3 separate regions of the Homo sapiens genome follow, and all the other regions are linked to region 2. A link is a contact called in ENCODE Hi-C data. All regions are on one chromosome and are shown on one strand. Each heading gives the region's core, a stretch centred on a gene start or an enhancer-like site at or near the end of the contact. The rest is flanking DNA. Distances are from core to core; before and after follow the strand shown. Region 1 holds the start of GOT2 (glutamic-oxaloacetic transaminase 2). Region 2 holds the start of AKTIP (AKT interacting protein). Region 3 holds the start of ORC6 (origin recognition complex subunit 6).

What was found. Hi-C counts contacts between places; a loop is a spot of excess contacts on that map. Pooled maps may share reads with other maps.
Region 1: a loop to region 2 is called in a pooled map, with 26 times the contacts of the local background. The contact joins the promoter of GOT2 here to the promoter of AKTIP in region 2. A Hi-C loop is called at or near these places in 1 of 37 single-sample maps with no recorded cell type and 8 of 50 pooled maps.
Region 3: a map of gastrocnemius medialis shows a loop between it and region 2 (18-fold over the local background). The contact joins the promoter of ORC6 here to the promoter of AKTIP in region 2. A Hi-C loop is called at or near these places in 2 of 168 maps with a recorded cell type or tissue (gastrocnemius medialis and sigmoid colon) and 8 of 50 pooled maps.

The regions. Positions count from the first base shown.
Region 1 is chr16:58,732,524-58,737,393 of GRCh38, forward strand. It overlaps GOT2 (glutamic-oxaloacetic transaminase 2), which reads right to left and starts at 1,793. Exons shown (of 10, transcript NM_002080.4): 1 at 1,617-1,793. The coding sequence starts at 1,705. RefSeq lists silencers at 1,118-1,207, 1,308-1,397 and enhancers at 1,520-2,138, 1,838-1,917.
Region 2 is chr16:53,499,492-53,504,463 of GRCh38, forward strand. AKTIP (AKT interacting protein) reads right to left here and starts at 3,718. Exons shown (of 10, transcript NM_022476.4): 1 at 3,656-3,718; 2 at 727-838. The coding sequence starts at 768. It overlaps LOC124903690 (a long non-coding RNA gene), which reads left to right and starts at 4,889. Exons shown (of 2, transcript XR_007065069.1): 1 at 4,889-4,929. RefSeq lists enhancers at 2,914-3,415, 3,416-3,915, 4,376-4,475 and silencers at 3,186-3,485, 3,746-3,815, 3,836-4,075, 4,796-4,885.
Region 3 is chr16:46,687,535-46,692,431 of GRCh38, forward strand. ORC6 (origin recognition complex subunit 6) reads left to right here and starts at 2,125. Exons shown (of 7, transcript NM_014321.4): 1 at 2,125-2,236; 2 at 3,457-3,586; 3 at 4,848-4,897. The coding sequence starts at 2,172. VPS35 (VPS35 retromer complex component) reads right to left here and starts at 1,644. Exons shown (of 17, transcript NM_018206.6): 1 at 1,597-1,644. The coding sequence starts at 1,599. RefSeq lists enhancers at 1,115-1,812, 1,813-2,511, 2,749-2,828, 2,879-2,948 and silencers at 1,349-1,398, 1,549-1,788, 2,109-2,408.

The sequences.
Region 1 (4,870 bases), core at 543-3,042, 5.2 Mb after region 2:
AATCAGGGCTTAAAATAAAAATATCCAATATAAGAGACATGCCAGCAACTGTTAATAGTGCTGAGATGTAACAGTGAATATAAAGTAGGTAAAGTCTCCGCTCTCATGGAACTTACATTCTAGTAAGAAAAATACAGAAAAGAAAAATGAGTCAGACTCTCAAACTGAAAGAATGACTAACCCTGACCCCAAGGGATTTTCACCAAGCACTAGAGCTTCAGGTGATCTAGCCAAATCCATAAAACAAGGTATTATTTTAAGATTACTGCAATAGGGAAACATACTTTCTCTTGACGGAAATTTTAAGCACTCCTTTGGTTTTCCAAATTTGTTGCATAAATAACTCCTCCTGGCTCTGGCCCACTAGGTAGGCAGACTTAAAGAGCACACGTTGACAGTGGGCCAGGAAGGAGCCAAGTCAGGAAGAGAAAAAAGTGCGAAGCCTGGGCAAAACTGTACTGCCAAGGCTGTGGGGCCTTGGAAAGGACAGATAGTTCTGCTGGCTGAAAGACACAGAGCATACATTCAAACGAAAGGCCAAGCTACGCTTTGCTCCTTGCAGTTAATACCTGCTTGGGGGTGGTTTTAAAACTCAGTTCCTTATTAAGGTAGTGCTTAAGGAGAGTGCTCCAAATCGGCTTCTTGAGTTGAATTAATCTTCTGGCTCCGGTCTCCACTGGGAATGAATTACTAGAGCTCGTTTCAAGCTCTGAAATTTCCCTCCATACTATTATACACGCCACAGTACGAAATTACGTTTGTCATTTTTTGAGCAATGACCATTTGTCATTGTCCTTCCCTCGCCTTGTTCACAGTTGTATCGTTGGCATCTGGTCCAGAGCCTGGCTCTGAGAAACTGCAGTTACGAAATATTTACTGAATGAAAGAGCACAGGGAGATGGAGAGGAAGATTGATAGCCTCCCTGCAACCGGACCTCCTTAGGGGCAATAAGGAAAAAACAAAACAAAACAAAAAAAGAGACACACTACACCTCGACCCTTTCCCAAGCAAAGGCCAAACGGGCCCCGGGGTCACAGGGACCTCGGGGGGTCGCAAGGTCAGGAGAATGCCGCACGCCAAGGTCGCAGGTGCGGGAAGGAAAGCGAGGCCCGAATGCCGGCGCCCCGGAAACCTTCCTCTCGCGCTCTTCCCGCCCAGGGCACACACGCGGCAGCCAGCCGCCGCCGGCCCACCGACTCGGGCGGGCCGGGGGCCAGGACAGGTGCGCCCGCCGCCCCCAGGGCACCCTATCAAGGGCACGGTCGTTACCCGGCGCCGCTGCCCCAGTACTATCCGCACCCCTCCCACTGAATGGGAGTCCGGCAACCGCCGAGGGCCACACTTCCTTTCCCTAGGGATTGCGTTGCACGCCTTCCTGCAGGGCCCAGTGCGGGGACCAGAGGGATGTGGGATCCTGAGGATCACTGTGGGGCACGGACGCTCAATCCTCAGTCCCCAGTAAGGGAAAGCCGAGGGGGTGGCAGAAAAGTGTGTGTGTGTGCGTGTGAGTGACAGTGTGTATTTGGGGGCCGGGAGGGGTGAATGTCCTGGGGTGCTCGCAGCTCGGCGGGGCAGGGCCATCGCCCTGGCTCCATCTCCGTTTCCCTTGGCTTACCTGGCTCTGGCAGAGGCCGCGGCGGCGAGGCCCGGGTGGAAGGCGGCGGCGATCCCGGGGAGGACGCGGCCGGAGTGCAGCAGGGCCATGGTGGACCGTAGGAGGGCAGTGGGCAGCCGCAGGACGGAGCAGAGGGCGAGCGGACACACACACAGGGAACCGGCTCCTGCTGAAGGTAAGGACAGGGACTTCCCTGGGCCAGAGCGGCCGCGTGCTGGGCCCGAGCCACGTCACAGCGATCCCTGGCGGCCGGCGGGCGGAGCGGCGTGGGCTCAGCGGAGGTCGTGGAAGAGGATGACTGCACAGTTTACCTACGCCCAGCCCTTGCTGCGCTTCATTCATTTAATCCAGCTGGGCCAGGCCTGGCCGGCCGAAGAGGTGGCTGCTGTTATGGCAGTTTGAAAGATGAGAAAATGTAGGCTGACATAGTTGACGTATTTTGTCTGATGCCTTACAGCCATTAGGACCCAAGGTGGCCTTACTTTCAACCCTAATAGTTTCCCTAAGCACAAGTCATGTCACGTCGTTCCTGAATGTTTCCTTATCCCCCACCCTTTTTTTTTTTTTTTTTTTTTTGAGATGGAGTTTCACTCTGTCACCCAGGCTGGAGTGCAGTGGCGTGATTTCGGCTCACTACAACCTCTGCCTCCCAGGTTCAAGCGATTCTCCTGCCTCAGCTCCCCGAGTAGCTGGGTTACAGGTGCCACCACCACGCCCGGCTAATTTTTGTATTTTTAGTAGAGACGGGGGTTTCACCATGTTGACCAGTCTGGTCTCAAACTCCTGATCTCAAGTGATCTGCCCGTCTCAGTCTCCCAAGACTGCTAGGATTACAGGCATGAGCCACCGCACCTGGCTTCCTTATCCCTTTTATGGAGAGGGTCGCATGTGTATTTTGTGGGGCAGTTGTGAGGATTAATAAGATTAGCAGATTATGTCTAAAACAGGGCCTGATTTAGTAAGCACAAAATAACCCATGGTCATTAATGACAAACTCGTGTATGTCAAATCCTGATAACTGTTTGTGGAAGGAAATGAATCGGTTTTGAAGGAAATGAATCGGTTTTAAAGGAAAAAGCAAATGAATTTCAGACACATCCACAAGTCAAACGAGTCTTTCTCATGTGTAGTCTATTTCTCTGATACTCGTCTCTTAAACCAAGGTAGGGGCCCGGTGTGTTGGCTTATGCCTGTAAACCCAACACTTTGGTAGACTGAGGCAGGAGGATAGCATGAAAACAAGAGTCTGAGACCAGCCTGGGTAACAAGATGAAACCCCCATCTCTTAAAAAAATAAAAAAAAATTAGCAGGATGTGGTGTTGCGTGCCTGTTCCAGCTACTCAGAAGGCTGAGGAGGGAGGATTGCTTGAGCCCATTAATTCAAGAGTGCAGGCCGGGCGCGGTGGCTCACGCCTGTAATCCCAGCACTTTGGGAGGCCGAGGCAGGCGGATCACGAGGTCAGGAGATCGAGTCCATCCTGGCTAACCCTCTCTCTACTAAAAAAATACAAAAAAAAAGTAGCCGGGCATAGTGGCGGGCGCCTGTAGTCCCAGCTACTCGGGAGGCTGAGGCAGGAGAATGGCATGAACCCGGGAGGCGGAGCTTGCAGTGAGCCAAGATCGCGCCACTGCACTCCAGCCTGGGCAACAGAGCCAGACTCCGACTCAAAAAAAAAAAAAAAAAAAGAGTGCAGTGAGCCAGGATTGCGCTACTGCACTCCAGCCTGGGTAACAGAGTGAGACGCTGGCTCTAAATAAATAAATAAATACATACATAAATAAAATAAAACCGAGATAGAACTGTGTACCTTGGCAATTTAATATCTCCTCTGTGGCTCCACGTTGCCTGAATGGTAAAGTCTAAACCCCTACTTAGGGCCACATTCTAGGTCCTTCCGGCCCAGCTCCAATTTACTGTCTCAGACCCTTATGCTCTCATATGACCTTGACCTATGCGCCTATAGGCCATGACTTGGGATTCTACCTGTGAAAAGTAAAGTAGAGATTCTTCTTTAAAGACTTTCCTCCCTGTCTAATTAGAAATAAATAGTAACTTCTCTTAAAAACAAAATGTATTCAAAGACCTGTACTAACAGTCTTAAATATCTGCTAGCCATAATAAAGAAATCAATGTACTTTATGTTCCTAGCTGCCACCATTTAGCCTAAATATTTGCCCTGGCATGCTTATACTGGTCCAAGCAAGCATTAGGTCATAGCCTGTTCCTCTTCCTTATTTGAAGGTGTTTTTACCTTTCTCAGCATTCCACAAGTTACTTCCTCCTTCCTTTGCTCTCCTCTGCCTTTGCCTCTTTTAAAAAGTTCTAAGTTGCTAGCCAATCAGAACAAATACAAAATGTGAGGACCTGTTCCAGCCAATGAAAACCGGACACAGCAGCAAGGTGGATGTATCAGGTTATAAGTGACCTTGTCTCCTTTGTTTGGTGTACTCTCATGGCAAAACTGCTGTCGAGTGTACCCTTTCTGCCGAAAGTATAAAGATGGCCTTGCTGAGGAAATTAAATTTATGTTCAAGTGCTATTTCTTTACAGCACCAAGAAACAAGAATTTCAAACATACCAGTACATCAGTTTGCTCAGACTGCTGTAACAAATCCCCATGAATTGGGTGGTTTAAAACAACAGAAATTTATTCACTCACAATTCTGGAGGCCCAAAATCAAAAATCAAGGTATTGGCAGGGTTTGTGCCTTATGGGGTCTCAGAGACTCTGTTCCATGCTTCTCCTAGCTTCTGGCAATTGTCTGCACTCCTGGGCATTCGTATGCTGTTAGAGGCATCACTAATCTCTGCCTCTGGTGTCACACAGTGTTCTCTCCCTGTCTGTCTCTTCTCTTCTTTTAAGGACACCAATCATATTGGGGTAGGGTGCATCTTAATTGCCTCATCTTCGCCTGATTACATCTGTAAAGACCCTATTTTCAAATAGATCACATTAATGGGTTCCCCAGGTTAGAACTTAAACGTATCTTTTTTGGGGGCACATTTCAACACATAACAACTACTATTCCCAAAACAATTACATGTCCAGGTATAAACCCTAGAGATCTTCTCACACATTTTTAAGGCTGTCAGTAAAGCATTGTTTATAAAAGCAAAACAGGGAACAACCTAGTCGCCCATCGATGGAGGAAGAGATGGATGTTCTGCTACAGTCTCATGATGGAGCATTACAGAACTACTAACGTGAATGAACTCAATAGATGTCACCATGGATAGACCTCAAAAACATAA
Region 2 (4,972 bases), core at 2,468-4,967:
GTTGCCCAGGCTGGAGTGCAGTGGCGCGATCTCAGCTCACTGCAAGCAAGCTTTGCCTCCTGGGTTGACGCCATTCTCCTGCCTCAGCTTCCTGAGAAGCTGGGACAACAGGCGCCCGCCACCATGCCCAGCTAATTTTTTTGTATATTTAGTAGAGACGGGGTTTCACCATGTTAGTCAGGATGGTCTCGATCTCCTGACCTCGTGATCTGCCCGCCTCGGCCTCTCAAAGTGCTGGGGATTACAAGCATGAGCCACCGTGCCCAGCTGGTTTTTATTTTCTTATTGTTTGCCTATTTTAACCTTTCCTAAAATGAAAATATATTTTTAAAAAATCATTTTATTTAGAAAAATTAAATTAGTGCCCCTCAAGTCTGATTTAATGATATTAGACTAGCCTTTCCCACAGCTGTTCTAACCGTAGAACCTTGAAGTTTAGTAGAAAACTACAATGTTACAAATTTCATCATGTGTAAATATAACCTAAATCATCTTAGAATTGTGATGACCAGAACGATTTCTATTTGAGATGCAATCCTAGTCTCAGAAACAGACTTCAACCAACAAAATAATTATTTCTCAAGAGTAAACCCTTAACTAGAAAAACCAGGTAATTTTGTCAAGATTACAGGTGACCGTGACAGATTATTTTAGCCTTCATTCTGACCCTATTTTCAGACACAGAAGCAAATGGGTTTTCTTACTGAATTTATCAACTATACCTACTTTGCGTACAGAGCTTGTAGACATGCTCCAGAAAGGGTTCATAACGTGTATTCCAAACAAAGAAAGTCAGTGGTGTATCATCCAAATCTTCTGTCTTCGGCATTCACTTTACCTTAAAACAAGACGGGAAGACATAGAAACATGCCAACACCAACCATTAAGACTTTTTTTTTTTTTTAAGATGGAGTCTCACTCTGTTGCCCAGGCTGGAGTGCAGTGGTGTGATCTCGGCTCACTGCAACCTCCACCTCCTGGGTTCAAGCGATTCTCCTGCCTCAGCCTCCTGAGTAGCTGGGATTACAGGTGCCTGCCACCATGCCCAGCTAAGTTTTGTATCTTTAGTAGAGACAGGGTTTCACCATGTTGGCCAGGCTGGTCTCGAACTCCTGACCTCAAGTGATCCACCTGCCTCAGCCTCCCAAAGTGCTGGGATTACGGGCATGAGCCACCACGCCCGGCCAACAGTTAAGACTTCTGAAATGATGAATAACTAATTATGACACCCTGGATATACAATATAATGTTATATAACAAGGGGTTATAAAAACCTAGGAAAAGGTCTTCAGGCATCTTCAGAAATAGTTTCCTTCTATACCCACCTCCTTTTCTGGTTCTAATTTCTTTCACACTTAGATGTCTATAAGAATCTGTGCACCAGGTCCCTTGGCCAGGATTCAGATTACTCAGTGACACAGATGAGCTTTGGTGCCAGAAATTCAGAAGATACGGACAACAGTTGTTACTAGCACATCTCGGCATTTAACTAACAGGAAAGCCAGACTCAGAATGCACTGTACCCACATACACATAAGTTGTATCACTGTTCCCAGGGTTATGGGAACAAACAATAGATACAAGGAGGCTGATTTAAGCGCTGCCTCAACTCACCTGAGTACAAAATGATTCCTCCAGCAAAGTATTAGCCAAAGAAATAAGAGAAAACAGGAAGGCACAGCACAAGTATGTCACTAAGACGACAAAAGTAGTTACCTGAGTCCTGTCAGTACCATCCCCCAATAAACTGCCTTCTACAACTTCGAAACATATAGAAACTGCAGGATCATGTACTTAAGGAACTGCCAAGCAATCCAGACAAATGCAACACAGGCACGCAAGAGAGACATTTCACAAGTACAGATCTTCCAGCCGAAGCTTCAAGTCGTGGATAAGAAAGCATGTCTCAAAGGTCATAAAGTCAGTGGGTCATTTACTAAAAATACAAAGAAGCAAAGGAAAAGCAGCCAAGCCCAGCTGTAAGAACAGCAACTTCCCTGCCCTGGTATTTCCCCCCAGGCTCTGTTACCTTTAAAGCAGAGCTCCTTCTCTGAATTCCTACTTGCACCAATCAAACGGCTGAAGGTGAAAAGGGTCAAAACTAAGCAACGTTTTCCTAATTTCTTAAACAGATCATGAGCAAACCATGTACTAAATGTCCCCAATCAGCAATAATTTGTCTTCTCTGACGAGCTTGTGACATCCAGGGACGTACCCAACCCAGGTCATCCATACCTTGCCAGTGCCCATTACTGCTGTTTTGTTTTCCAAGAGAAAATGCCACCCAGTAATTAAATCAGAGGAATGAAGATCCTGGCTCTTCTACTAGCATGGATAACATGCAATAAGTAACAACAGTTCTCCGCAAATCTGCCTTTAAAGGTGAGTATGACACACTGAATATACTTGAGATATCAAAAATGTGCGGGGGCATGTTCCCCTTTGGCTCAAATGAAGACACTGATTTTCAGATCTAGCAGTAATGTGCAGCACCCCAGTGTCCTCTAGGACACACCTAACACGGGACCGGATCCCTTGGGACACAGTGGTGTGCTCCACAACATACATTTAATGGGCTGGTGCAAACCTGTAAAGTCTCTTAAAGGTCTAACGCGTTAGGATTCTCTTTAAGAATCCAGTAAATTTTGTCCCCAGTTCTGCCTGTCATTAAGCAGGAGGTATTGTCTTCTGCTGCCTAACTTTGCTATGGATCTTTTAATCCAATGTTTCCAGCAGCAACATAATCACGAGAAACTGTAGCACACTTTTCAGGGTCTAGTCTAGGACAAGCACAGCATACATGTTCTGAGAGGAATGACATAGATGGAAGCAAGACATGTTACATCCTTGTCACTTGGAAACAATTTTAGAATTTCTGCCTGTTTGGCCACGGCTGCATTCCTTTACATCACCCAGCTGAGAAGTCTGGGTCTTCAGCCTGCGCGAATGACAGTGCGTGGCAGAGCTAAAACTAGGCTAAAACATGAGTGCTGCTGTTACTCTACATGCCACAGCGCACTCACATCACCCCGAATCGGACTTAAGAAATTACACGTTAAGAGGAGACAGAGCAGGGGCCAGAAAAAAAAAGATGAAAACGGCCCGGGCCAGGCTCGCTGGGGACAGCCGGGACCCGCGGCGGCCTCGGACCGGCACCCTCACCGCGGGCGGAAACCCGTCTCTGAGCACTCAGGGAATCTGGACAAACCTGTCTCGAGGTGATGCAAGGCGGGGGCCCTGTCCTGGCCTCGCAGCTAGCTCGATGCTGGCCCGGGAGCCGCGGGCCCCTCCAGTGGGGGGGCTCTGGGGCCCGGCGACGCCCCCTTAACCAGAGCTCGGGGTCGGGACCCGGCCGGGGAGGGCGGGCACGGGCCGGGGCGAGCCAGCTGGGCCCCCCTCTCCCTCGGGCCGGGCCAGCCCAGCTCCAGCCGCAGTCCCCAGCAGCAGTCCCGGGCTGCGAGGCGGCCAGCGCAGCAGGTGCCTGCAAACGCGCACAGGTGCCCGGCCCCGCCTCCGTGTCCCACTGCGGCCGCCGTCGCCGAGTCGCGAGCGCCTAGAAAGATGGACAAATGCCGGGCCCGTGGAGGCTGGCGGCCAGATTTACAGACACCTCAGCCCTCGCGTACCCACCAGCCTGCCGGGCAGTAAGCCTCACCCCAGTGCCTTCAATGCAGAGCTCCTGGCTGCCAAGCGCCGCCGCGGCCCGACAGCATCTCCCGCCGCAGCGCCAGCCCTGCCCCTGCTTGATCCCCGCCCCGCCCCACCCCGCCCTGCCCTGCCCTGCCCTGCCCTCGGCAGCGGGCTCCGCCCCCTGCTGCACGATCCTGGGGCCCGAGGCTTCCGCCTGGCCTCCCGGCGCCAACTGGCTCTCACACCTGCCCGTCAAAGACGTTCTTCCGGGGGCGTTGGGAAGAACACACTCGGTCCTGCAAATCAAATCACCCCGGTTTGGGTGGGACTGCACTTGACCCTCCCCTTACGTAACAGCGCCTGGGACGGCCTGTCAGTCATGGAAGTATCGGCCCCCCGGGGAGGGATGGGGCAGAGACAAACAAGCGCCGGGTCACAATTGGCCAGGGCGTCTGCCAGTCACCACGGAGACCTTCCCGGAGGTTTATTCGCACAGCCCACAGCGCAACCGCCATGCGCAGGGGCTGGGGCATACGCTAACGTCTGCAAGCCAAGCTTTTGGGGAGGGCCGGGCCGCGCGACTGCCCAGTGGCTCCCATCGCTAGGTCCTACTGCGTTGGGCGGCGCTGCGAGGCCCGAGGCCGCCACGTCGGGCCCACAGGGTACCAGGGGTCAGAAGGACACTTGGCGTGGCATCAAGAAACGCCCGTTCTCTCCATCAGTGCAGGAGCTGAAGGCTGGAGCTGAAGGGAGCTCAGCTCCAAGTGGGCCCTGGGCACTAGAGCAGCCAGAGGAGCTTTGTAAATCTGTGTGTGTCGGCCCCGACCTGCAGCATCCGAGTGGGGGCCGGGGGCTGGGGGGAGGGGGGAGGCTGAGGACCAGGAATCCACATCTGTCACAGTTCGCTGCTGATTCTGGCGCACACTGAAGTTGGAGAACCTCTCCCATAGCAACATAGTTCCTGGTCTTTTTTTTTTTTTTTTTTTTTAATTCACACGCTCTCATTTGGACCTCCCGTCTGCTTTCCCATGGAGGTCTCTCTCTGGCCTAATTCTGTGACTGCTGCCAGCTGCTTTCCAGGCCTGTTCTTACCAACGGTGCCTCCCCGTGGTTAGTCCGTCCAATCTCGGCACTCCACTTCCACACTTGCGCGACAGCCCTCTCCCCGCAAGCCCCTGCCCCTTTTCTAGACACCAGAGGCACTGACCTGTCTGTGACACCGCCTCAGTGTCTTACACTCAGAAGCCGCATTCTCTGGCCGGGTTGTTTGGTCCATTTTTGGTTGCCTCTGAGATTCTGGTAAGTGACTTATTAAAGGGCAGGAAGCCAAATTCTCCTGATG
Region 3 (4,897 bases), core at 875-3,374, 6.8 Mb before region 2:
TATCCCTCCATGACCCCAAAGCACTGAGTTGACAATGTTAGTAAAGCAATCCACACACTGTATTACAGTTAAGTTCTACAAGCGTGTCTCCCCCAGTAGCCTCTTAAGTTCGACATTGGTACCCAGGGCCACAGTCCGTGACACTGAAGGCACACAAGATGTTTGATGAATTGAAGTGGATTCTGGAATTTTAGGGCTGGGAAGGGCCAAAGGGGCCGCCAACACTTGCTTTCGGATGCAAAAGTGCGACACCAAGAAGACTAAGCGAGCTGCCTAAATTATAGACAGTGACTGTGAAAGAACGAATACTCAAGTTTCCTTTCCCAATAAAATTCATGAGGACAAGACTGTGTGTCTGGCTGATTGCTCCCAACTGGTTCACCCAACAAAGAATCGGAGTGTGTAATACATCCTCAATTAAGTGTTTTCCATTACAAAACAATATAAATGTCAATCCATAAACGCTGGAAACACACAAATCCTAAAGTTAAATTTTGCGCCGGTCTTGTATCAATTCCCAATTATAAAAATCCTGAGAAACAGGCAAAATCACCTTGTACGGCAACACGTTATATGAAAATAGTATTTGTAAAACACTTAATCCTTTCTGGCATTAAGACATTTAAAGTGAAATCTGTTTCCAGGCTTACAGATTTACAGAAGCCTATCTACACAGAGTGAGTAAGGTAATTAAAGCGGACATACAGTATATACTCAAAAAATTTATTTACACAGTGCAGGCTATGTTAAACGCTAATAAAATGCAAGTGACAACTTGCCTTTGTGGGAACCAGACACAAAGATTCACATTTTGAGGAAGTTCAAGTTTACCGGCCAACAGCCACACCACGATTTGCTGCCGTCATAGACGGGCCCTAAGGAGAAGTACTGCTTCCAGCAAGTCAAATACTTGGATTTTATCAATGGCGAGACAAAAGAGGCAAGGTGCGCCCAATGCACAAATGCTAAAGTAAACAATCAGTCTCCTTTGCGACCGTCAGGATTAGAAGACAGCCTGAGTCCTTCCAGGAAATTCATGTAAGCAGGTCCCCAGAACTCGCTGACAAACACTGCAGCCGAAGGCGGGTATGAGGCCAAGAAAGGCCAAGGAATCACTGCGACCCCTCCAGGAGGGCGTGGGGACGGCCGAGCACAACTAGGCACAAAGGTAGAAACGCAACATCTGGGCGGGTCCCGGCGCCACCTCCGAGTCTCAGGGCCTCCACGCGCCCCGGGGGCCAGACGCTCAGACCTAGGACTACCGGTCCCCTCGTGGTAGGCAGGTGACCGATTCCACTTAAAGGAGGCCGCAGGCCTTCATGGACCCCAAAGCCTACATGCCAAGTCAACCCCACAGAGAGGCCGCCCCGTCTCTCAGCAACGGCCGCAGCCAAGAGCCGCCGCCCACCCCGGCCCGGATCAGCCTGCCCGCGGCCTTCCTCCTGCTGTCCCCTATCCCGCAGGCCAAATCGGGCTGGTCTTAATCCCGAACGGTCTGTGGGGCCCCTTCTCCACTCGCTGGAGTGCGGGGCGGTGGGAGAGAGCAGGGGCTACAAGGAGGGTCGACCCAGGTGCCACTGCCCCCTCAGCACTCACCATGGCGACTCCCCAGAGCCTGCAGCAAGCAGCACCCGCCCCGCGCGTAGCCTCCCGCGGTCATGTGACGCTGCGGCCCCTCCAAGCCCCGCCCTCTCTAGCCCCGCCCCCGGGCCCTACAGGCGGCTCATTGATTGGCCTACTTCTAGGAACCCGAGTCTCGCGTGCTTATTGGCCCTGTCACTTAACGCTAGATGGACGGACCTGAGCGCCAGCCAATCTCACCACAGCGTGCGAGAGTGGGCGGAGCAGTGCAGGGCAGTGGGGATCGCCCGGCGGCAGGCAGGAGACAACAGGAGGGAAAGGCAGTGTGTGATGAGTTTGTCAAGAAGGAATGGAAGGAGGGGGAGCCGACAAGTCCACGTTCACCGCATCTGCGTTGGCGATTGCGCTATTGATGCGCATGCGCAAAAGGAAGACCCTGATTGGTTTGTGGGACGGTCTCAACGTCCTGTCCTAACCAATCCAGATGCGCCGGGGGTGGGGCCTGGCTCTCACTGGCCGGTGCAGCCTTTGCGCGCGGGTTTCGTTGACCCGCGGCGTTCACGGGAATTGTTCGCTTTAGTGCCGGCGCCATGGGGTCGGAGCTGATCGGGCGCCTAGCCCCGCGCCTGGGCCTCGCCGAGCCCGACATGCTGAGGTGAGTTCGGCCGCGCAAGACCAGGGCTGGGCTTCCGCCTCGCGGCCCTGGGCCCTCAGGTGAGGCCCGCGCCCTTCCCAGGCGACGGGCGGCGGGGGAGTGACGGGGAGCGCTGGGGCCGGGCGGGGTTTAGGGCCTACTTCAAGAAAAACTTCTCGGCCGTGAGCTTGAATGAGATGGCAAGAAGGGCGATAGCAAACGGCGATGGCACACGTCCCTGGGAACAGCCAGCCCTGTCCGTGGGTAGAAAAATGAGCCAGGGAGAACTTTCCGTTCATTCCGCCAACGCCTACTGCAGTCGGGTTTATAGCGGGGAACCCGACAACGAGGCGCAGACCCCGCTGTCTGTAAGGGCGAGGACTGTGTAGACCTTAACCGGGCAATGCTCCTGAGCCACTGGGCTTGGGGTGGAGCGCGGCCTAGCGGCTGCCTTTAACACAAAGAAACAAACAAAACTCGGAAAAGCAGGCGCCGTTCCCGCTGAGGCCGGATTGATGGCAGATGCTAGGCGAGGAAAGATATGGCAAGAGCAGCCCAGGCAGGGGCGACAGCTCCTGTAAAAGCGTTGAGATGGGAAGCGGGATCCGGGGTTCGAAATAAAGCCATTGTAGCTAAAACGTGGAGCAGTCAGGCGAGGGAAGGCAAGGAAAACAGCACTTAAAAGATTTGAAGACAAACCTGCAGGACTCGGTAGTCATTTAGAACAGTGGTTCTCAAAATGTGGTTCCTGGACCAGCAACAGCCATATCATCTTGTCACTTGTTAGAAATACAAATTCTTGGGTCCCACCTCAAGCCTGCTGATCAGTAACTCGGCCTGGGACCCAGTAATTTGCAAGTCCCCAAGGTGATTTTCGCCTACCATCAAGTTTAAGAACTACTGATTTAAAGGAAATAGGAGGAAAGGAGGAACCCTGGTCTAACCTGCCTGTCTCTGATAGTTCGTGCTTGTTCCAGTAATGGAAGGAGGAAAGAAGGGTAATTTTTTTGTCAAAATTTAACTTCCTTTTGCCTGAAAGCATTTGAGCACAGTGATGTTTGGAGTCAGTGCTGGTTCTGTCTTCCTCTCACCAGAGGATATGACCTTCATTCCCAGCCCCAGATAAACGAGCCACAGGAGTTAGGCTTAGTGTGAAGCTAACCAGGCTGTATTCATTGTTTACCAACGTGTTGAGCAAACTTCTGAATAAGTTGTAGCGAACACACTGCCCTTTTAACCAGGAAAGCAGAGGAGTACTTGCGCCTGTCCCGGGTGAAGTGTGTCGGCCTCTCCGCACGCACCACGGAGACCAGCAGTGCAGTCATGTGCCTGGACCTTGCAGCTTCCTGGATGAAGTGCCCCTTGGACAGGGTAAGTAGGTCCCACCGAATGTCTGAATAATCCAGTGCAACATTGAAGCTCTTTTAACTTTTGGTTGAACTAAACCCTAGTAAAAACTCTTGTTTTAGAATTGTCCTGGGTATTCTTGTGTGTTATTCTGGAAATACTGTAGAATCATTTTGCATTGGAAAATATTTTTTTGCCATGTTTTCTTTACTCTTCACTGTTTTCCCTGACCACCTCTTTCTCGGCTAGAGGCCATCTTCCACATTGCTGCTAGCATTACCCTCCTTTTAAAGCACGTATTTCCAAACCCCTATGCTTTTCTTCCAATGTCACAGTGTTTGAGAGAACAAGCTTTGGGGTCAGTCAGGAGGAGTTTCATGTTGAGATCAAATCTCCACACTAGCTACCTCTGTTAGCCTCCAGTGTCCTCATCCATAAAGTGAAGATAAAATATCCAATTTCGCTGGATTATTATGAGGATTAAATGTACATAACACCATTAACACAGCACCTGTGTCATAACGATACACTCATTAAATGGTAATACTAAAAACAAAGCTTTGTTGATGACCATCAAACTCTCCAGCCTCTCTTGAATCCTGGCCTCAAGCTGCAGTATTCTCTTAACAGACTCTGCACGTCAATGATTTGTGGCTTTGAAAATGCAATACCTTGTTTTTTTCCTGCAATGCTCTTCTGGCAAACTCCTATTTGTCTTACATGACCTTGCCTTATTGTTACATTGAAACTTTCCTTAAGTCTCCCAGACAGAGCTGGTTTCCCACAGTGGATCCTCCTGTTTCTTTTCCTAGTTTCCTTTTCCTCTTTCTCTCCTGCACACACACACACACACACACACACACTCTCTCTCTCTCTCTCTCTCTCACCACCCCGCCCCCTACTCCACTCCCGCTACTTCTCTCCTTCCTTTTCCCAATAAATTACACGTTAGCACCTTTGTATAAACACAAGTAACCATCTGTGTGTTTCCTGTGGTTTTTTACTGCCTATTTTGACTATATTAATATTGTGTTATAATTTTAAATCATCTGTGCATATGCATGACTGCCTGCCTTTGCATAGTTTGAACTCTTTGAAAGCAGTACTTCCTCAGCCTGACATGATTACCAGTTTTTTGACTAAATGAAGCTAAACCTTTAGGTAGAGTGACTTGCCACAAAATTAATTTTGAAAAGTTATACTGCTTATTAAACAAGTGTTTAAGGGTACTAATATATAGAACTTAAGGTTTTTATGATTTGTGTATGTGTTTTTCCTTTCACAGGCTTATTTAATTAAACTTTCTGGTTTGAACAAGGAGACATATCAGAGCTG